Regions from separate parts of the Homo sapiens genome. Here all the other regions are linked to region 3. A link is a loop called in an ENCODE intact Hi-C map of the cell type or tissue named here. Cell type or tissue: PC-9. All regions are shown on one strand. Links, peaks and the distances in the headings refer to the core of each region. The heading gives the core; the rest is flanking DNA.

Evidence for each region. Peaks named below come from ENCODE experiments on the same cell type or tissue, not always from the same donor. Only the 100,000 strongest peaks of a DNase experiment are listed, where the experiment ranks them.
Region 1: it touches region 3 in a loop (9-fold over the local background); 50 of 110 quality-filtered maps call a loop at or near these places.
Region 2: it touches region 3 in a loop (5-fold over the local background); 88 of 110 quality-filtered maps call a loop at or near these places.

What each region holds. Positions count from the first base shown.
Region 1 is chr5:10,360,544-10,368,321 of GRCh38, forward strand. The region is part of intron 1 of MARCHF6 (membrane associated ring-CH-type finger 6); the gene reads left to right. Among named protein-coding and RNA genes, the nearest start is that of MARCHF6-DT, 10 kb to the left of the region's middle. In PC-9, for the core only: a CTCF peak has its summit at 4,000; a DNase peak (open chromatin) is centred at 6,278; H3K27ac peaks cover 1,208 bases.
Region 2 is chr5:10,419,854-10,427,631 of GRCh38, forward strand. It overlaps MARCHF6 (membrane associated ring-CH-type finger 6), which reads left to right. Exons shown (of 26, transcript NM_005885.4): 23 at 3,882-3,971; 24 at 6,537-6,669. Among named protein-coding and RNA genes, the nearest start is that of ROPN1L-AS1, 18 kb to the right of the region's middle. RefSeq lists an enhancer at 979-2,178. In PC-9, for the core only: a CTCF peak has its summit at 4,448 (motif pointing left); no DNase peak of the experiment used is centred there; H3K27ac peaks cover 1,286 bases.
Region 3 is chr5:10,281,438-10,289,215 of GRCh38, forward strand. CMBL (carboxymethylenebutenolidase homolog) reads right to left here. Exons shown (of 6, transcript NM_138809.4): 3 at 6,985-7,092; 4 at 4,917-5,059; 5 at 760-851. Among named protein-coding and RNA genes, the nearest start is that of CMBL, 23 kb to the right of the region's middle. RefSeq lists a silencer at 2,691-2,760 and an enhancer at 2,861-2,990. In PC-9, for the core only: CTCF peaks have their summits at 2,753 (motif pointing right) and 2,965; a DNase peak (open chromatin) is centred at 2,744.

The DNA of each region.
Region 1 (7,778 bases), core at 1,714-6,713, 81 kb after region 3:
TTTTACATAAGGGACTTGAGCATCTGTGGATTTTGGCACCTGTGGACTTCCTGAAACCAATCCCCCAGGGTTACTGAGTCTATCTCTTTCCTGGTTAAGACAAGTTTTTGTTTGTCTTAAATTCAAATTTCTGGAAGCTACAATCTCACTGGCTCATCTTGGGTCAGTTGCTTATCCTTTTGATCCAGGTAGCTGGGTGGTGGTGGGAAAGGTAATGGAAGAATAAGAATCATGACTGGCTGTGTCCATTCTTGAGCTGGTAAGACAGTGCAAAAGAGATCTGCTATATTGCTCAATTAGAATACTTTTTAGACTGAAGCCCTGTGAGTGATTATTGCTGGGCTATCCTCTTCCAGATGCCTACTTCCCATTTCTTCCAGGCCAGGCTTACTTTAGTGGGTTTTACTTCTGTCCTGTAAGACTATGAAGATCACTTATTTTTAGTATAATACAGTTAGAACAGAAAGAGTTCTTGAAAAGTGAATAGGAAGTAAGAACCCCCCAAGGGAAAACTTAATAATTCAGACTATATTTTAGAATGCTGTTGCAGTAGGCTAGATGAGATATAGGAGTTACATTAAGGTAGAGGGAATGGAAAGAATGGAAAAGAAGAAATAGACCAAGGTAGAATTAATAGAACATAGTAATTGAAGAGGTAATATAAGGAGGAGGAGTTAAAAATGATTGATTTTTATATTATTTCAAATGGGAATGGAAAGAGATAAGTAGTTCAGTTTTAGATATTGTTTTAGTTTGCAGGGGCTGCTGTAACAAAGTACTACAGATTGGGTGCTTAAGAGAAATTTGTTTTCTCAACTCTGGAGGCTAGAAGTTTGAGATGAAGGTGTTGGTAGGCCTGGTTTCTTCTGAGGTCTCTCTCCTTGGCTTGTAGATGATTGTCTTCTGTGTCTTCATGTAGTCTTCTCTCTGTATGTCTTCATGTAGTTGTCCCTCTATGTCCTAATCTCTTCTTTTTTTAAAGACGCTAGTCATATTGGATTAGGGCCTACTCTAAGGACCTCATTTTAACTTAATTACCTCTTTAAAGATCCTGTCTCCAAATATAGTTACATTGTGTATACATGCAGGTTAGGGCTTCAACACGTGAATTACGGGGGGAGGGGCAGTGCAATTCAGCCCATGATAGACATGAATTCTTGAAGGCTTGGAAGACTGAAGCATTCCCTGTACACTTATTTTTTATAACTTAACTTCATTATAATATCTTTTTTTTTTTGAGACGGAGTTTAGCTCTTGTTGCCTAGGCTGCAGTGCAATGGCGCGATCTCGGCTCATGGCAACCTCCGCCTCCTGGATTCAAGGGATTCTCCTGCCTCAGCCTCCCGAGTAGCTGGGATTACAGGCATGCACCACCACACCTGGCTAATTTTGTATTTTTAGTAGAGATGGGGTTTCTCCATGTTGGTCAGGCTGGTCTTGAACTCCTGACCTCAGGTGATCCGCCCACCTCGGCCTCCCAAAGTGCTGGGATTACAGGTGTGAGCCACTGTGCCTGGCTGTAATACACTTTTTACTTTCCTGTCTCTCTCCTTCCCTTCTGTCACCTCTTAATGTATTCTGTAAAGATGGAATCAGGTTAATAAAGTATAATTTACACACAAATTTACCCTGTTTAGGGTGCAGTTCTGTTATAACACTTTTGAAATAGAATATTGGAGATTCCATGTCTTTTTTGATTACTTCCCCATTTACCAAATATTGGGTACATGTCTACTACGTATCTAGGACCTGTGCAACAATGTTTTCTGCATGTTTCATTTCTTCATTCCAAGTCCTTGAAAAGTGCCAAGAGGCATTTCTATTGAATGGAACAGTTTGAAGAGCATTGATGTAGCTAGAGTAGTGGTTTTCAAAGCTTTGTCCCAAGACCCCTTTACATTCTTAAAATTGAGGACCCAAAGGACTTTTGTTTATGTGGGTTTTATATGTAAAGATAGATATTTACCATATTAGAAATGAAGAATGAATACAAATTATTTAGAATATTTAAAAGTAACAATAAACTCAATATATGTTAATAAAAATAACGTTATCTGGATTATTATAAGACAATTGGATTCTCATCTCTCCCTTTGCAGTCACTTTGTTAAGTGTTTTGGTTAGTGTATATAAAAACTCGGCATCACACAGATTTATAGCTTGAAAAGGGATGAATATTTTCAGATGTTTGTATGTTCTTTGATACTATGTCAAAACTTGACAAGTGGTAGTTTCTTAACGTATCTGAAAACATGGCAGTCACCTTAAAAAATTAAATTAACTGTTAAATTAAAATCCATTTGTCTGGTAGTGTAGGATAGAGTCCAGAAATAGATCCACACATACATGGACAGTTGATTTTTGGACAGAAGTGCAAAAGCAATTGCATAAAATATAAAGGATATCGTTTTTCAACAAATGGCACTGGAATAGTTGAATAGCTGTAGGAAAAAAAAAAGAACTTTGAGCTATAGCTTGTACCATATACCAAAATTAACTCAAAGGGCTGTTAGACCTCAATGAAAAACCTAAAACTATGAAACTTCTAGGGGAAAATATAGGAGAAATTCTTCGGAATCTTGGGTTAGACCAAGATCTCTTAGGTATGACTCCAAAAGCATGATCCATAAAAGAAGTGGATAAATCAGATGGCATCAAAATTCAGAATTTCTTTCAAAATTAGAAAGACACTTAACAGAATGAAGACAGGATACAGAAGATGTATCTTATAAGGGGCTTGGAGTATATAAAAAATTCTCAGAACTCAGTAATAAGAAAACAATAACTCAGTTTTTAAAATGGTCCAAAGATTTGTATAGACACTTCACTAAAAAATACATGTACATGGCTATTAAGCATATGCAAATATGCTAAGCATCATTAGTCAAAACCATAATGAGACACCACTTCACACCTGCTAGGATGGCTATAATCAGAAAGAACAGGTAAGTGTTGGTGAGCATTGTAGAAAAATTGGAACCTTCATTTGTTACGCTAGGAATGTAAGATAGTGTGACTGATTTTGGTAATTCCTCAAAAAGATAAGCTGAGTAACCATATGACCCAGAAATTTCATATACCCAAGAGAATTCAAAAAATATATTCACACAAAAACCTGTATATGAGTTAGCAGTATTATTTATAATAGCCAAATAGAAACAACCCAGTGTCCATCAACTGATGAGTAGATAAATGTGATCTATTTGTAAAATAGAATATTACCCAGCAGTTCAAAGGAATTAAGTACTGATGCATGGTACAACTTGGATAAATCTCATAAACATTAGGATAAGTGAAATAAGCCAGTCACAAAAGAACATATTTTCTATGATCCTATTTGTGTGAAATGTCCAGAATAGGCAAATCTATATATAGAGAAATTAGTGGTTGTCTGGAACTGGGGAGAGCAGATGGAGTAGGAAGTATCCACTAATAGTTACAGGGTTTCCTTTTGGGATGATGATAATGTTCTAAAAGATTATGGTGATGGTTGCGTAACTGTAAATATACTTAAAACAATTGAAGTCTTTAAATTGGTGAACTTTATGACATATATCTGAATAAAATTGTTAATTAAAACTACTGTGAGATATCATTACATACCTATTAGTGTGGCTAAAATGGTAATAGAATGACTGACCGTACCAAGTGTTTGTAAGGAGGTAGAGCAGTTGGAATTTTCATATACTGCTGGTGGGAGTGTAAAGTGGTACACCACTTCTTCTGGGGAGCAGAAAGCAACCTTCCGGGTACAGGTGAGCCAAGGTTGATGGGCAGTTATGCAGAGGGAGTTGGGATATCACTGTGTGTACCTGTGCAAGTCCTGGAGTGTGTTGGGTCCTCATCAGCAGGGCTGTATGAAGGTGTTCATTAAAACAAAACTACTGATAGTGTGGCAGGAGCTAGAAAACACCCCTTTCTTCTTAGATATCCCTCCAGCACCCTCTACTGGCAAAGTTTAACTGCCCCTAGCCAAAAGAAAAGAAAAGAAAAGCTTAGCATCCCTATCACTGAACAGGGACTGAAAGGGAGAATTTGGAGTTGAGAAGGGGATACATGGATAACTAGCTCATTACTGCTGAAATTGTTGGAATCATTCATTGCCTGTGCTGCTGAAGCTTGATGTTGCCCACAGCTGTTGGGCAGAATCTCCACCATGACTTGCGTATCTGTTAGCAGGAGTCTGCAGTACCTGCCATTAGCTGCAACTGCTGGTTTTTAGAAACAAGTAGAAAATGGTTTCGCTGTTTCTCTGCTTCTTCTTTATTTTTATTTTTGAGATGGAGTTTCGCTCTTGTCGCCCAGGCTGGAGTGCAATGGTGCGATCTTGGCTGACTGCAACCTCTGCCACCCAGGTTCAAGCGATTCTCCTGCCTCAGCCTCCTGAGTAGCTGGGATTACAAGCACATGCCACCACGCCCGGCTAATTTTGTATTTTTAGTAGAGACGGGGTTTCACCATGTTGGCCAAGCTGGTCTTGAACTCCTGACCTCAGTTGATCTACCCACCTCAGCCTCCCAAAGTGCTGAGATTACAGGTGTGAGCCACTGCACCCAGCCTCCCTGCTTCTTCTGATCTCACAGAAGTGCTTCTCATTGACAGACTCTAACTTAAGCCTAGTTGGCAAGGAGGCCAGAAAGTGCAGTTTTCAGGCTTCCAGGAGCAACAGTACAGGTGAATTTTTAATTTAGTAACGATAGTAATCTGGTGAGCTAAAATAAGTAAACTTTGGGGTACATAGAGAATTGGAATTATTATTATTATTATTATTTTTGAGACAGAGTTTCGCTCTTGTTGCCCAGGCTGGAGTACAATGGCACGATCTTGGCTCACCGCAACCTCCGCCTCCCGGGTTCAAGCGATTCTCCTGCCTCAGCCTCCCGAGTAGCTGGGATTACAGGCATATGCCACCACACCTGGCTAATTTTGTATTTTTAGTAGAGGTGGGGTTTCTCCATGTTGGTCAGGTTGGTCATGAACTGCCGACCTCAGGTGATCCGCCCACCTCAGCCTCCTGGGATTACAGGCGTGAGCCACTGCACCTGGCCGAGAATTGGAATTTTTAAACTGTGTTTGCAAGGCCTAATTCCCAAACCCACATAGTTTGTGTATGGGTATACGCTCACCCTCAAAAAGGAAATATTTTTTGTAAAATTTGAGCAGTTAAACATTTTTTTCTGCCTGTAATTGTAAAAGTAGCAATTAAACACTATCTACTTGGGGACGAGAAAGGAAGAAAAATTACCCATGTTCTCGTCTGACCAATTACAGTGGCTGTCTTTTTTTTGCATTTTCTTCTTTAGGCTATGGTGTTTTTACCTAGTTGGAAGTAAGGGAGTGTGGTCATTTAAAAATGTTATATCTCTTTCCATATTAGCAAATAGTTATATATACATATATATACTTTTTTTTTGTTTTTTGGTCTGTTGCCCAGGCTGGAATGCAGTCACGCAATTTCGGTTCACTGCAACCTCCGCCTCCTGGGTTGAAATGATTCTTGTACCTCAGCCTCCTGAGTAGCTGGGATTATAGGCGTGTGCTGCCATACCTGGCTAGTTTTTGTATTTTTAGTAGAGATGGGTTTCGCCATGTTGGCCAGGCTGGTTTCGAACTTCTGGACTCAAGTGATCCATCTTGCCAAAGTGCTGGGATTACAGGCATGAGCCACTGCGCCCAGCCTTGTATTTGCTATTTTTAAGGGACTGTATACATTCCATATAGTGAATGTGCACCATTTATATAGCCGCTTCCCTATTTTGGGCTATATAGGTTATCTGCAGACATTTTGAGTAATATTTTTAATATATTTTCAAAATTGTCTACTATAATTGTAGCTACTAATTGTAAAAATTTTATTGATAATTACATATTAAACATTCCTTGTTTACTTCAGCCAGATGAACAAGGTCAACATTAACAGTTACATGTGGCATAGTGCCACGGTTATTACTTGAGACTGTCACTATGACAGTTACTGCTGTTACTACTTGAGACCGTCATTATGAGACTGAGTGAAGGGGGACAAATGTAGAAATGAAAAATTAAGACAAAAGAAACTTTTAAAGGAAGAAAAAAGGGGAAGAAAAAGAGGGCTCCCTGCTTCTAGGGAGCAAAGGCAGCAGCCTAGCTTCCACAGCCCTTAGAATTTATTGGGTAGAAAGAGCAGGGGGGAGGTGATAATGACTGGTCAGCTGCTTAATTGATCACACGTTCATATTATTACGAACAGGCTTCAGATGTACCTAATCACAAGAAACTGAGCTTGGGGCGTGACTGCCTTCAGCATTCCTTCTGGGTGGCATAGGCAGTTTGTCAGTTTGCCAACATTCTGCGTTTATGAGAACAGTTTGCTGTTCACTCTTATAGCCTCCAGTGGTATACTGAGTTGATCACGACCCTCAGTCTTTCGGCCTCCAACAGTTACAAATCATGTTGATGGCATATCCCTTGATATGATATGATATGATATAAGATGCCACTTCATGTGATTTTTTTCCTTCCCAAAACCCATAGCCCCAGTCTATTCATGAATCATGCAATTTCCAGTAAACAGACATTCTACAGTGTACCTGACCAGTACTCCTTAAAATTGTCAAGGTCGTCAGAAACAAGGAAAATCTGAGAGACTGCCCGAGCCCAGAGGAGCCCAAGGAGACATGACAACTAAATATATGTAGATCCTAGAACAGAAAAGGGACGTTAGGTAAAGACTAAGGAAATCAGAATAAACCATGGATTTGAGTTAATGACAATGTATCAATATTGGTTAAGTGTAACAAAAGTGTAACAAATCCTAATAAGATGTTAATAGTAGGGGATATTGTGTGCTGGGTATATGGGAACTCTGTACTCTCTTCATATTTTCTGTAAGTCTAAGACTTCTAAAATCTAAAGTCTGTTAGTAATAAAAAATAATTCTTTGTATATTAAATTATCACTGATTTAACACCAGAAGGTAAGTGGAGAGATTTTGAAGTCTTACATCAAAGAACTTTCAAGATAGATAATAGCTTAAGAGTTATAACATGTACCCCAAAACTTAGAGTTTTATTTTTTTCCTCATACTAGGCACTTAGGATAAATTATTGAACTGTACTGTTGGCTAGAAAAACTTTGATGAAATGGGCTGACTTCCACAGTGGTGGTGGTTTTCTTTCTTTCTTTCCCATCTCCTGGGCAATCTCCACAAGAATTTGAAAAATTACTAAGGACTTGAAGCTTTTTTTTAATTAAAAAAACCACTATTGTTTATTGAGCCAAGCTCTTTGGTGGAATCTTTAAAAGGTATCCATGTGTAAAGACATTAGGTATTCAAATACAGCAACAAAAATTGCTACAGGATTAAATAGAAATTTCCCTTTGAAAACCAGGAAGAGCTTTGCCATATTGTTTCTAAGTAGGTTTGCGTTCATAACAAGCAAGATGCATTGATTTTACTTTGGCCTGAGCAAGATTCATAATTTTACTGCATACGAATCTGATGGGGGGGAGCCTCAATCTGCCACAGAACCTACTTCGGTGGTTTAATTTTTAGTAAAGGACTTTAAGCTGAGCCCTTTGTAGACTTCACTCTTTTTGTAGCCTTGGCCTTGTTACTCTGTTGAGGTTTTGGGTGGTGGGATTGGAACTAGTATACAAAACAGGCTATTCTTTTTTTGACTTTGTATGTTTGTAATAGTCGTACTTGCTTCATGTTTTTGCAAAGCTGCTAAGATTCTGTATAAAATAGGATCAGCTAAGTTATGTCGTAGTCACAAACTACCCTAAACCTCAGGAGC
Region 2 (7,778 bases), core at 1,714-6,713, 140 kb after region 3:
TCAGATATTAAGACAGGGCATATCACTTTGCCTCTGCTTTGTGCTATCTGGGACTCAGCTGGGAAGATTCAATGGCTGGGAATGATTTGACAGTTATGGATGGAATCATTTGGCTGGAAACACACAACTAGTGGAGGGGTCAGGCTGATAATACCCTAACCCAGTCAGTGATCACTTAACAGTGTGAGAGTTGATGCTTGTTGTTGGTTGCTACCCATCTGGGGCTGTTGACTGGAGCTCCTATATGTGCCTGGGCTGCTTCATAGCTAAGTAACCTCAAGGTATTTGGGCTTCTTACGTTGTAGTTCAGGGAAATGAGTGACCCCACAAACAAGAAGCTGCATCATCTTTAATGACCCCATGTCAGAAGGCCTACAACATCACTTTTCAGTACATTTTACTGGGTATAAGCAAGTAACAAATGTTGGCTAAGATTCAAGGGAAGAGGACATAGACCCCCTACCACATGATGGGAAAATAATTTGCAGGTATGTTACATTGCAGTGTGAAAGTGGTTATTTGAATGGTGGCAAAGTGTCACCTTATGGATTACTTTATGGCTCAAAGGGAAACACACAACTAGTGGAGGGGTCAGGCTGACAATACCCTAACCCAGTCAGTGATCAAGCAAAGTACTGCTGCAAATGGGACAAACAGATACTATCTGCCTTTTAATGTTACGCAGCATGAGCCCTGGAAAAGGCCAGAGCATCCCGTGGCATCAAGGAGCCATCTTGGCACTGTTAGCCAGGCCTTAGTGTTCTCCTGTTGGACATAAACAATTTGACAGAACATCAACATCATACACTGTCACTCTGTGATCAAGATAGAGGAAGACAAAAGCAAGACCCTCTGCAATCATGTCTGAACACAGACAGAACAGGAGCATTATTCAAACCACAGAAATGACCAAACATTCCCCTTTACTGGCTAACATGATTGGTTACTGCCTCATTACCAATTACAGTTTTAGCTTCTGCCACTTTTTCTAGATAAGATTTATTTATTAAGATAACCATTCACAGATTACTCTGCTTTCTAATAGCATCTGATACAGACCAAATTCCTGCTTCTTAAATCCTCCCCCAAATCCCTAACATAAGCTGAAATCCTGTAATAACCCCTTTCTAGCACTCTTACTGAGGGGCCCCAAGTTCTCCATGATGTGTTACTCCCTTGCTGCAATGAGTAATAAATGCAACTTGTTCTAGTTATACTTGTATTTTTGGTGGTCTTTACAGTACTCAGCATTACTTCTGAAATCATCATCACCTTAGAGAATTCTTTGGTACTATCAAAGTTTAAAAATGCTTATATATTATGACTCAGCAGTTTGGCTTTTCAGAATCTACTGTGAGGCATGAGCAAGGCTGTTTCTGCAAATACATCATTTTTTATAGCAAAAAATGAGAAGTGATCTAGATGTCCACCAATAGAGAATGCCCAAATAAAATGTGGAATATCAATGCAGCAATTGAAAAAATGAAGTAGAGATATTTGTTTTGATATCGATAGCTCCCAGACGTGTTTCTGAGTTGGGGGAAAGCACAAGCTGTAGACAGATAATGTGCAGCGTGCTATCCTTAATGTTTTGCATTAAACCCCCAAGTTTTTGAAGGAACAGTTTGCTTTTTCTTAATTCATGACTTTAAGCTACTTGCCTTTCCTGCAGCAAGTGGCTGCAGCTCCGTGGGATAGTGGGCCAGTTGGAATTCTAGCAGAGCAGCTAGTGTGGTGTGTCCTGTCTGGCAGGAGAGGACTGCAAAGCAGTGGGTTTTTGGAGAACGCGAATCACAGTGATCTTGGACCTCCTTGGGTAAACATTAATCTCATTTGGGTGTCTGCTGGACTCCCAGAAGGCCAAGAGAAAGCTGAATTGGTGGGTTGTTGCATCTTCCCTGCCTGTGAGAAAAAGCAGGGAGGCTTTCTTCATGTTCCTCAGTAGGAGACTGTTGGAGGGCTATCCCAAAGGTCTGAAGACGTAAAAGATCCTTTTGAAGCCCTTTAGGATATTCTCAGCCAGGCCCAAGCCTCCTTGAGGCTGCAGAGGAAATTATAACAAGTGCTTTATATGCAGGAGGCTTAGCAGCCGCAGAAAGGAAGTTAAGGCAGAGCAGTCAGAACACATGCCAGTTTGACAGCACTGCTTGCAGAGCCATGAGCTTCCAGAGAGAAGAGGAAATACACGGACGCCGAGTGCAGTATGTTCACACGCACATACAAACAGCAGCTCTAAAGCAGAACGCAGTTGTTGTGGAGCTGTATGACATAGATTTCAGACAAATCTAGTAGTGAAAAAAGATGTGGACAGTCACCACTGGGCTTGGCTTGGAGGCTTGGAAGATGAATGCAAAGCACTGGGCAAAACGGAAGAGGAAATTGAGAAAGAGAAATGTTTTGGAGGAAACATCTAGGAGACTTAGCGTACTGATAACGGGGGTTCCAGAAGGAACAAATGTGAGGCAGCATTGATACAAAAACAGGAGAAAATTTAACTGAATTGAAGAAAGATCTGATTCTGTAGTTTGAAGGGGCTCATGAGATTTGGTAAGATTGAGATCCAAGATAAAAACACGTAATTGGGTATATCTTATTAGACACGGGGAAATCAAAACAAGCTTCAAAAAACTGCATTGTCATTGGACTTTTTTTCTGTAGCACTGAAAACCATAAGATCAGAGAATTTATAGACGACTGGGTAAAAGGGACAAAAGCCAAGCTTCCTCTACCCAGACAAAAAATCATTTAGCTGTTCACCTATCAGGGTGAAGATTGATATTTGAGGGTATTCAAGAATTCAGTGTATGTATCAACCTCTCACCCCATTTGAAGAAGATCCTTAGAATAACCAATCAAACCAGTAAAGAAATGGGAACATTGGCCTCAAGATGGTAGACAGTGAAGAGGAGAATTAACAATCTGAGCAAAGTCCATATGAAAATGATACTACATACTTTCTATGGGATATAGATGTATAGATGCAGCTGAATGCATGGGGAAAAACATGGATGGTATGTACCAAAAGCTAATAGTGGTTATTGCTGGGGAGGGATCAGGATTTAAGGTAGTGATCACAGAGGACTCCCGTCTTTTCTGTAAAGATTTTGGTTTTATGTAAGAATCAGTCTAAATGTTACATGTGGTTTCTTTTTTTTTTTTTAATACCGTTTTTTGTTGTTGTTGTTTTAAATAAGCTAGATAGAGACCAGGTTATAAAGGGTTTTGTGTGCCTTGCTAAGGACTTCAGGGTTGTTAAGCAGGGAAGTTACGTTCATGATCTGATTTGCATTTAAAGAGATACTTGGTGGTGGTGGGGAAGGGGGCTGTGGGGAGGGAGGAAGTAGTCATCACTCTGTCTGGTGGAGAGCTGGAGGGTGGGCAGGCCAAGAGTCCGTTGCACCATGAGGAGGAACCTAGTAACAGTTCCCCAGTAGAACCACAAATGCTTCAAGCTAGAAGCTATCTGTGAGCCTTTAGAATGGTTTCTTAGGCCAAACTTTGCTCCACAGTCTTAATTTGACATAAATCAGCTCACTTGAAACCAATGAAATAGCCTAAAGATAGTTTGAAATAAAATCTTGGCATTTATTTTATTTGCTTTTTGAGATATCCATTAATGACCAGACTTTCTCTAACTCTTGGGAAAACAATATAGATTTTTAAAAGATAGAAGAACAATTTTTGATGGAAACATTGAATTTGAGCTGTTGAAGAAAAAAAATTCTCTGGGTTTTCAGTACGTTAGTCTTTTGTAAAATTGTTGCCAATCCTATAGAACTTCTATTTTGATGTGAAATAATGTAAGAAAATTATACAGCCTCTCTGCTGTGTTTATTGTTAAAAAACAACAGAAATATGTTAAATGGTTTTTAATTCCCTAGGACTGGGCACTTGGAGTCCTGCATGCCAAAATCATTGCAGCTATAACATTGATGGGTCCTCAGTGGTGGTTGAAAACTGTAATTGAACAGGTAAGCAAAATCAGTTTTCAGAGAAAGACATTCTGGAATTGGTTGTGTTTATGTTTGGCAGCTATAACTCTTATTTCTTATCTTCCTACCTTGCTGAGTTTTCTACATTTTTTTTGATGGGCATATATAACCTTTTTTTTTTTTTTTAAAGACAGCAGTTTAGTTTTACCACTGTAGGGGAGGAAAATAATTTGTTCTCAACCCTTGTTTTTTTTAGTTAAAATGGAACCCTTTAATAAAAGACAACAGAAAAACAAAAGTTTATTAAAGTACATATTTCATATATACATGGAGATACCCAGGGAATGAGTAATTTCAAAGAGGTGGCTTTGAATTCCAACGAATCTTCAACAAAGAATAATAAATTTTTAGAGAAGTGACAAGATGAAGGAAAAGGACTTTGAGTCTCTAGGGGTGGCAAGTGAGGGGAAGCAAAAAATTGGCAGATGCGGCTCCTTAGTAAAGCTTGGCAGTGTTGATTCCTCTGGTGCCATCTAGAGGCCCAGAAAGGCCCAAAGCTCTCTTCAGTGGGTAATCTTTGTCCTTCATGGTGTAGGGAAGTGGGGTGGGCTACCTTTTGTCTTTATACATTTATATTCTGCTTCTAGGCAATAGAGGGAGGACGGAAAGTTTTCCTGCATCTATTCTTTCTCAGTTGCATTCAACTCAAAACAATCCTTATGCCTAAGAGGCATATTTTTAGGGTGGCATATTGTGGTTTTCTATACTCCCATGAATTTTCATCAACCACGTTTAAGCCATCCTTTATCTGAAGGTTAACCAGTAGCTTACGGTATCTAGAACCCTGTTCATAGTGGAGACAAAAATGAAAATACGTGCTTTTTTTCTGGTGAAGGTTGATATTAATGTTTCTAAGCCTGTAGTAGATTTGGAGTGGGGGAAAGGTTATTGCTCGAGGTAATAAAAGAAGACAGAGGAAAAAACATTACAAAAGGAGAGCTGTTTTGGCTTCATCTAGCTACATAGTACCTAAGACTATTATTGTATTACAGAACTGCCAGATAATTTGATTGTTGTGGGAATACCTTGGAAAAGGTAGACTGTGCTTTAGCACTCCGATAATAAGACTAGAAAGTATGGTAATTCATTTAAGGAAAATTTCTATCCAAAATGGCCAACATAACAGATTTTGCTGCTACTTTACGCTTTAGCTATATGGCAAATGTACTTGTGGGGACCCCTCTTATCCTTAGGCCAGTGCCACATAAGTAAGACATAACAGTTCTGCAGCAGTAAAGTACACCTCTTTTTGCTGTATGAGAAGTAAAGACAGTAGTTAGCCAAGCATGCTCAAGAAAATCTGTTCAAAAAGTGCCTGTATTTCAAGATTTTGATTCTTAGGAGTAGGGGGGTTAGGGAGCCAGCAAATTGCAGTGTGTTTGTGTGTGTCTCTAAAGTATGGGCTAATTCTGAAGTCCACCAGGAGTGTGATGGATTGGGGGCTTCTGGCTTCATATCCCTTCAGGATCAGAGTGCAGGCCAGTACACTCTAGAATGGCCAGGTTAGCCTCTGGCCCTTGAAAAAGGAGCATGGAGATGGGATTTATTCATACTGGAGGCTGTGGAACATCATTGATCTTCTAAATAATTTGTTATCTTATTCATTGTTTTCTCTTGCGTATGTGCGTGTGTGTCTCTGTAAATTTAAGAAAAATGGTTGGAAATGGTTGAGAAACACTGGGATGCCTTGCTTCATTGATTAAAATGCATTTGGGTTAACTAGGTGTCTTTGGGAATGGCAGCATGCCTTTAAAAGGTTAAGCATGTTTGCCATTCAAATTCCGAGGTGATGGGGTTGAGTTATGCTACATTCAGTCACAGCTAAGAGAGGTTTAAGTGCTGCTGGTGAGGCAAGAGGAGAAGAAAATAACAGCCTTCTAAGCCTTGTTTCTGTCTGCACTCCATCTAAATTTTCTGTTCCCAGGGTTTTCCCATTTCCATCCATTCTTTCCTCTGCATTACTCTTGTAGAATTTTCTGGATAAGATGATGGAAATATTCTAGTAATTCTTGGACTTGCTTTTTTTATATTCACTATAGAATTCTTTCATACTAAATTTTTAAATACCTTTTGATTTGTTAAAATTTGATTTATGCAAGCTTTTCAGAAACGCTTCCTGCTTCAGTGTTTTCTCATCATACTCAGATAAAATGAATGCAATATTGTATAATAACACAATATTACATATTACGTATCTCTTTCATAAGATGTATGAAGTTACTTCAAGTAATGTGGTCTTGAATGAATACCACTGAATGTCATCTGGTATTGTATAGTGCAAGTAGAGTATAAATTATTCTAGATTAGTGTCTTATTTCATCACTTAGCAGAGCTAACTGCAGAGCGTTAGTGGGTAAATACATTTCTTCAGAAACTCGTGGGCACTATGCTTATGTTGATATACCAGAATTTGCCTTGACTTTAGAAGAAGTAACCAGTTTGACTATTTTTGGGTTGGCAGATTCAGTTGTGTGGAGATTGCTGTATTAACTTGGAGGAATTTGTCTTGTATCTTTGTTCTAATTGCTTTTTGTAATGTTTCAGGTTTACGCAAATGGCATCCGGAACATTGACCTTCACTATATTGTTCGTAAACTGGCAGCTCCCGTGATCTCTGTGCTGTTGCTTTCCCTGTGTGTACCTTATGTCATAGCTTCTGGTGTTGTTCCTTTACTAGGTACGTAATGCTGGTTGTGGAGCCTTGAAGGAGCACTTTTATTAACATTGGACATTCTCTTTACCCCTAGTAAAAAGGATGTCTCACTCCATATGCTTTATTTGTAAATGTGAATCCAGCTAAGACAATGATTTCAAAATACCACTTTTCTTAGATTTGACTATTCTGGGTAAGATTAGAGGATCATAAAGCTCTTTGATACAGTTCTTTTCTCTACCAGAAGATAAAACTTGAAATTTACATGCTGTACAAAATAGGCAGGATCAGATTTCCTTCAGGTTGTCTTCTTCTGACTAGAAGTGCTGTGATCATATAAAATTAAGTAACAGTGTTGTTGTATTTAAGTTTTAAAGAAATATTCTTTGGCATAAAAGATCCAAAGAGGAGATGCTAATGGGCAACACGTTTATACTGAAATACACTGTCTTGTTGATTGTGTAGTGAAGACTCCTCATAGCTCCTTAAACCCAACATATTTTCAAAATTATAAGCAGAGACTTTTCCTTCCCAAATCTTTTTCTTCTCCAGAATTCCGTCTCTCAGCAGCAAACATTATCATCCAACAAATTGCATAAGTCAGAAACCTTGAAGGCTATCCATGTCACCTTATTCTGTCCTCCATGTCCCTCTGGTCTCCAAGTGTCCCATTCTTCCCTGAAGAATCTGGTCTCTCGTCTCTGGAGCCTTTGCTCCTGACTTTTGTTGAGTCATTCGTCTCCTACCCTAACTTTGGCACCTTCCTATCTGGTTTCCCAGCCTTGAACCTGCCATCACTAATTCCTTCTCCACACTGGGCACAATGACCTTTCAAAAGAATGAATCTCATTGTACCTCTTTGGTGAACATTTTTTTCATTGGTTCCTCTGTGGCCTTTAATGCAGTCCAACCTTTTGGCATAGTTTACAAGGCTCCTCCTTTTGCTTTGATGTGGGCTTCAGTTTGACCTCACTCCATGTCATATACTCTGAGTTTTGATTAAACAACCATGGAATGGCCTCTTATCAAACACACAATGTCCTCTCCATAACTGTCTCCACATTTTCATTTGTCTTATCCATCTGCCAGAAATGACCCCGTCCTCCCTTTAACCGTGAGAGAGGAGCTTAAAA
Region 3 (7,778 bases), core at 292-5,291:
AAACTCTCAGCCTCAATCAATCCTCCCACCTCAGCCTTCTGAGTTTCTGGAATTACAGGCATGAGCCACCACGCCCAGCTAAATGACTGCTTTTGAACCATACTTTTCTTCTGCTTTTTCCTTATCAACTGACTTTGTTTAATAAATCCTTGTCTTTAAGGTCACAGACTTTATTGTAATTTGTGGGTTAGCATGGAGGTGGGGCAAGAGGTCCCGTTTCTCCACCAGGTAACCAGGCCATGCTGAGAATACTTCCCTCAGACATTTCCTTAAGCATGTTTTGGGAAGGTTATACTTCCACACTGGAATTATATAAGTGGAATTGAATAAAACCCATCTTTAAAATGTTAATGTTGGAAATATTTGGAGCAACAAATGCATCCTTCAAGACTTCCCACTCCCCGCAGAATGTCAAACCGTGCTATTAAATATATAAATGAGGCCAGGCGTGGTGGCTCACACCCATAATCCCATCACTTTGGGAGGCCAAGGCAGGCAGATCACCTGAAGTCAGGAGTTCAAGACCAGCCTGGTCAACATGGTGAAACCCCGTCTCTACTAAAAATACAAAAATTACCCAGGTGCGGTGGTGGGCGCCTGTAGTCCCAGCTACTCGGGAGGCTGAGGCACAAGAATGGCTTGAACCTGGGAGGTGGAGGTTGCAGTGAGCCGAGATCGCGCCACTGCATTCCAGCCTGGGCGACAGAGCGAGACTCCATCTCAAATAAATAAATACGAAGAGAAAAGATGCCAACTTACGTCCTTGAGTGGAATCACAACATCATTTTCAGCAAAAATGAACAAAGTGGGGTTCTTTAAATTGTAAATGTCTTCAGAATCCTTGACAATGCCTGAAAAACAAGCACAGAGGCATGATGTCTGATCCCCACACTCATGCCACATGATCCCCACACCCATGCCGCATGATCCCCACACTCATGCCACAGAAAACTGCAACATTTGGGTTTGATTTTTCAAAGTAAAATCTCTGCTTTGCGGACTTTATTTTCTTTTTTAGCCATTCCACAGAAGTGGCCCCACTTGTAAGATTAGCGTAAAAGAAGGCCGGGCGCGGTGGCTCACGCCTGTAATCCCAGCACTTCGAGAGGCTGAGGCAGGTGGATGGCTTGGGCTCAGGAGTTTGAGAGCAGCCTGGGTAACATCGCAAAACCCTGTCTCTACAAAAAATACAAACATAAGCCGGGTGTGGTGGTGCATGCCTGTAGTCTCAGCTACTTGCGGGGACTAAGGTGGGCGGATTGCTTGAGCCTGGAAAGTTGAGGCTGCAGTGAGCCGTTTGTGCCACTGCACTCCAGCTTGGGCAACAAAGTGAGACCCCGTCAAAACAAAACAAACAAACAAAAAACCCAAAGCCTGGGCGCAGTGACTCAAGCCTGTAATCCCAGCACTTTGGGAGGTCGAGGAGGGCGGATCATGAGGTCAGGAGTCCGAGACTAGCCTGGCCAACATGGTGAAACCCTGTCTCTACTAAAAATACAAAAATTAGCTAGGTGTGGTGGCACGCGCCTGCAATCTCAGCTACTCGGGAGGCTGAGGCAGGAGAATGGCTTGAACCCGGGAGGTGGAGGTTGCAGTGAGCCAAGATCATGCCATTGCACTCCAGCTCTGGGCAACAGAGCAAGACTCCGTCTCAGAAAAAAAAAAAAAAAGAGGATTATAAGAGTACAAGAGAAATTTATTTAGTCAGATCCTCCTACTGTCTACCTCCCCACTTTATGGACTGGGAATCAGGCCATTAAATAATTGAATGATACCTCGTCCGCTGCTTAGTATGGAAAGATGCGGAGCAGCCTGAGGAATGTCCCGCTGGGATGTACCTTCGTTTACAAAGAGGATCAATGTCAAACCTTCGCTTGAGAAGTTTCTCAGGTCTACACAAGTCCCACGGGTTCTGGCTTGAATGCACTGAGTAGTTTTGTTGGTAAGAGGAGCTGTCTTTTGAGTGGGTATTTAGACTCGCACCAGACCACGAGTGTGGAAGTGTGGAAGTGTGAAACTGCCTGGGCCTAGCAGGTCAGTCTATAAAAATCAGTTTTTGGCCGGGCGAGGTGGCTCACACCTGTAATCCCAGCACTTTGGGAGGCCAAGGCGGGGTGGATCACTTGAGGTCAGGAGTTCGAGACCAGCCTGGCCACCCACGCAAAACCTTGTCTCTACTAAAAATACAAAATTAGCTGGGTGTTGTAGCCCCAGCTACTCAGGAGGCTGAGACAGGAGAATTGCTTGGACCCAGGAGGTGGAGGTTCAGTGAGCCAAGATCGTGCCACTGCACTCCAGCCTGGGTGACAGAACAAGATGCTGTCTCAAAAAATAATAACAATAGTTTTCATCTTTCATCTCAGCATTCATTCGAGATTAATTCTGAAATTAGAAGCATGCTCTGCCTGACCCAGGTTGTCTGAAAACAACCTGTGGGTGTGTCCACTTCTATGCGAAAATAAGTAAGTAAAAGATTTGCAGCAAGTTAACCATTTTAAGATAAGAAGACGTAAATAACATAACTTTTTTCCACTTCCTGCTGGCAGCAGAAGAGCTAAGTAACAGAGAGAGCCTCCTTCACCTGTAACTCCTCTTCAGGAGGCAGGGAGCCACGGGAAAGGTGACCACGCTCCCTTCCCCACTCTAGCAAAGCTACTTCATGTGGATGGGCCTCTTTTGATATCCCTGGGCCTGAGCCCGGCCACGCTCTGCAGCTCACGCACTACACAACAGCGGCCAGAAGGTGGCGCCGGGGAGGCATCCACTCCCGACCGCCTTTTGCTAAATCGCGCAAAAGCATGGTCTGGACAAAGCATCTCTCAGCTCCATTGTTCCCAGAGGCAGCTGGCCACTGCCTTTTGAGTTTATGTCCTTTTGTGTTGTCCTAAGTCAATATTTAAAGGCGTTTTTAACTCTAAAAGTAGTTGAAAATACCACAATGAGGAACCATTAACCCAAGAAGGAATCATTAGTATAACTTTATGATCCACTTCAGATGGTCCCAGGCCTAACGATGGTTCCACTTTCATTTTTTGACTTTACAATGGTGCACAAGCGACACTCATTCAGTAGAAACTGTTCCCCAAGTACCCAGACAACCATTCTGTTTTTCACTTTCAGTACAGAATTCAATAAACTGCATGAGACATTCAAGACTTTATTATAAAATAGGCCTTGCGTTAGATGATTTTGCCCAACTGTAGCCTGATGCAGGTGTTTCGGGTCGGCCAGGTGAGGCTATGATGCTTGGTAGGTGAGGTGGATTAAATGCATTTTCGACTTGAGATATTTTCCATTTATGATGGGTTTATCAAGACTTAGCCCCATTGTAAGTAGAGGAGCATCTGCATTATTTTTAAAGGCTATATTTCCTATGTGTCTTTTTTGTTTTCGTTTATCTATTGGTCTGAATGCTTCTATATCATGAATTTAGCAAGCAGTTTCTATATACAGATATAATGTTATTTCATTGCTGTAGTAACTTTGGTTTGTTTTGGCCAAAAATGTATAAATTGCTATTTCGATTTTAGAGTGTGTTTTCCTTGGCTTTCTTTCCTTTTTTTTTTTTATTTTTTATTTTAAGAGACAAGGTCTCACTCCCTGTCATCCAGGTTGGAGTGCAGTGGTGCATTCACAGCTCACTGCAGCCTCAAACTTCTGGGCTCAAGTGATTCTCCTGCCTCAGCCTCCTGAGAGGCTGGGACCACAGGCATGTGCCAGTACACCCAAGTAATTTTTTTCTTTTTCTTTTGACAGAGTCTCACTCTGTTGCCTGGGTTGGAGTGCAGTGGCACAATCTTGGTTCACAGCAACCTCCACCTCCCGGGTTCAAGCGATTCTCCTGCCTCAGCCTCCTGAATATCTGGGACTACAGGCGCCCACCACCACGCCCAGCTAATTTTTGTATTTTTAGTAGAGACGGGGTTTCACCATATTGGCCAGGCTGGTCTCGAACTATTGACCTCATGAGCCACCCACCTCGGCCTCCCAAAGTGCTGGGATTATAGGCGTGAGCCACCACGCCCAGCCTTAAAATTTTTTATAGAGACAAGGTCTCTCTATGTTGCTTAGGCTGGTCTCGAACTCCTGGGCTCAAGCCATCTGCCCATCTTGGACTCCCAAAGTGCTAGGATTACAGGCGTGAGTCATCGCATCTGGCTGCCTTTGCTTTCTTTCTTAGTGTGTGTGCATGTTTGTGTACAGTTAGAGCAATTTGTATCTTGGAAAAATCAGTCTTTCTTTCTTTCTTTCTCTTTCTTTTTCTTTTTTTTTTTTTTTGAGACAGGGTCTTGCTCTGTCACCCAGGCTGGAGTGCAGCGGCATGATCATGGCTCACTGCAGCCTTGACCTTCTTGGGCTCAAGCGATTTTCCCACCTCAGCCTCCGGAGTAGCTAGGACTACAGGTGCACGTGACCACGCCCAGCTAATTTTTGTATTTTTTGTAGAGACAGGGTTTTGCCATGTTGTCCAGGCTGGTCTCGAACTCCTGAGCTCAAGTGATCTGCCTGCCTAAGCCTCCCAAAGTGTTGGGATTACAGGCATTAGCCACCACCAGAAAAATATTTTCATAGATGTTGCTCATAAAAATCTTGTGTGATATTGATCATCATTACATTAAAAAAACAAAAAAAGCTATCCCCTTCATCCTAGGTGAAGAAATGGAGAATTTAGATTAGGTGGCTTTCCCAAAGTCACACCACTGGGACCCAGACCTCTTGACTCCCGGTGACATCCTCTGGTTAACTGCATGACAAACCTCCACCTCTATTTTCAGATTCTTAAAACCCATTTCCATAAGATGGGCAGTCTTCACATTATTGGGGGTTGTGTTACACTGGATGGGGAGGCTTGTGATTGTTGTCACTCTTCCACCCCTCCCTTCTGCATGGAGTAAAAATGCACAAGGCAGATTTACCATAGACGGACACCCCTGCCCTGAATTCTGAGTATTTCATCATCAAATGATGGACAGCAGTTCCACCCCAGCAGAATCCCACGATGCCAATTTTCTGGGCATGACACTGTTGTTTCAGATACTTCAAGATAGCACTGATCTCTCTAGAACAGAAAGAAAAAATATTCAAGAATCAGGCTTATTTTGTGAACCCCTCAAAGAGCTGTGCTGATGATAACAGGGCTGTATCAGCAACTGTTTTTGAAGTTGCCAAGGTTTCTTCTTTTGGGAGCTCCACCCTTACTACCTCTGGCCCAACTGATGCATCATCCCAGCACATCTTCCTGCCAAGCCCAGCCCTCCTCCAACTGCCTGACAGCTGCAGGCAAGCTGGGCTCTTCCCAAAACATAGGTCCAACTGCCTCACTCCCAGCTGAGAGCTGAGCAGTCTTCCACAGCCTGGGGATGAAGGCCACAGCCCACAGCACGGTTCGTAAGACCCGAGTCCATGATCTGCTCCCTGCAGAGTGCCCCAGTCTTCTCTGTCCCCTGAGTCTCCCAGGAGAAGAGTCTCCTCTCTCCTCTCTCCCATGAGCAGCCATAACTATGGGCAGACGCCCAGACACTCTCTGACTTCACACGTTCACTCTCTCCCCAAAACTCCCCACTCTGCATTGCTCGTCTCCTCCCCCTGCCGCCCAGTGAAGCCAAATTTGGAACGCCATCAGGACTATTTCAGCCATGAGGGGACCAAGAATAGTGGCCCTTGTCTGGCAAATGATTCATGTGCAAACTGATTGTTTGGAACTCAGAATACATTTTCAACTAGAAGCAATGTACCAAAGTGGAGGTGGGCTGCACACGTATGTTTATTGTAGCACGATTGCAAAGATATGCAACCGAAGCGCCCATTGACCAATGAGTGGATAAAGAAAATGTGGCCTATATACACCATAGACTATACTCAGCCATAAGAAAGAACAAAATAATATCTTTTGCAGCAACTTGGATGGAGCTGGAGGTCATTTCTCTAAGGGAAGTAACTCAGGAATGGAAAACCAAATACTGTATGTTCTCACTTATAAGTGGAAGCTAAGCTATGAGTAGATTCACAGAGGCACATAGAGTGATATAATGGACTATGGAGACTCAGAAGGGGGAGGGTGGGAGGGTGTGAGGGCCAAAAAACTATATATTAGGTAAACTGTACACTACTCGGTGACAGATGCACTAAAATCTCTATTTTCATAGATGGTGCTCATAAAAATATTGTTTGATATTGATCATCATCACATAAAGAATGCTATCCCCGCTGGGTGCAGTGGCTCACGCCTATAGTGAGACCCCATCTCTATTTTATTTTAAAATTTTTAATTAATTAATTTCTTTTTTTTTTGAGATGGAGTCTCGCTCTGTCCCCCAGGCTGGAGTGCAGTGGTGCCATCTTGGCTCACTGCAATCTCCGTCTCCCAGGTTCAAGCAATTCTCATGCCTCAGCCTCCCAAGTAGCTGGGACTACAGGCGTGCGTCATGACACCCAGCTAAGTTTTTGGTTTGTTTGTTTGTTTTTTGTATTTTTAGTAGAGGCAGGTTTCACCATGTTGGCCAGGCTGGTCTCAAACTCCTGATCTCAAGTGATCAGCCAGCCTCAGCCTGCCAAAGTGCTGGGATTACGGGTGTGAGCCACCATGCCCGGCCTAAAAATTTTAATTACAAAAAAAATCCCAGCACTTGAGACCAGCCTGGCCAACATGGTGAAACCCCGTCTCTACTAAAAATACAAAAATTAGCCGGGCTGGTGGCAGGCGCCTGTAATCCCAGCTACTCGGGAGGCTGAGGCAGGAGAATTGCTTGAACCTGGGAAGCACAGGTTGCAGTGAGCCGAGATCATGCCACTGCTCTCCAGCCTGGGCTCCAACAGAGCAAAAACAAAAAAAAATTTTTTCTCCTTTGTGCCAGGGGAAGGATTCCATTGGCCATGGAGAAGTCCTACCCCAAGGTAAGGAGTAGTGTCTGAAAGGTGAAGCCCACCCAGCTCTCACCTCCCTGGGCCACAACGTGCACATGGCCACGTCTGCGGATAACTCACCTATCGATCTTCTGGGCATTTCTTGTTTTCAGCCACTCAGGGAAGATAGACCAGTCGCCAGAGGGGTCCCAAGGCTCTTGCCCTACAAAGAAGTCTGGAACAATGGTTCTGCAAAATATGGACATGAATTGATCTTAGTTTCAGAGTTGCTTGACTCAGTATTTTGCTTGCATTTATTTAAAAACTTGCTACGTTGGCGATTCTGGCTCAGAGAAAAGGAAAAGTAGTGGGTGTGAAGGCCAATTTTGATCGCAGCAAAGCAGCCACCTGGCACCGGGCCAAGCCCTCTTAGGTTTCACAACCGCAGGTGCACAGCGTCTGGCAGCCTGCTGGTAACCCAGCCCTGGCAATGAGGCTATCCACAGGGCACACTCCCATGGGATAGGCTGGCATGGGATGTGGAGGCACCTGGGGGAGTGGGCCTGACGTGGGTGGCTTTGAGGGCCCCTCCTGCCCCTCTCAGCCAGCCTGGGGAGACTCCTGGCCTTTCACATGAGCCTCAGGCCAGAGGGCACACCTGGCTAACTTGTCCAGTCACTATGACCAGGCAATGTTCCCAGCCTCCACCAAGACGGCGACGAAGCACAGTTTCCTATCCAGAGGGTATGTTCTAAGACGGGCAGCAGAGCACAAACAAGCCTGGCCCCAGTCCAGGTCGCTCTTCCATGCAAGTCAACCCAGAGGGATAGAGCCAGCCGCTGGGGTTGAGTCCTGTTTCCCAAAATAGAATTGCCACCTGGTTGGAGGAACAGGGCTCCTCCTATAGGGGTAGAAGAACACTGAAACTGGAGTGA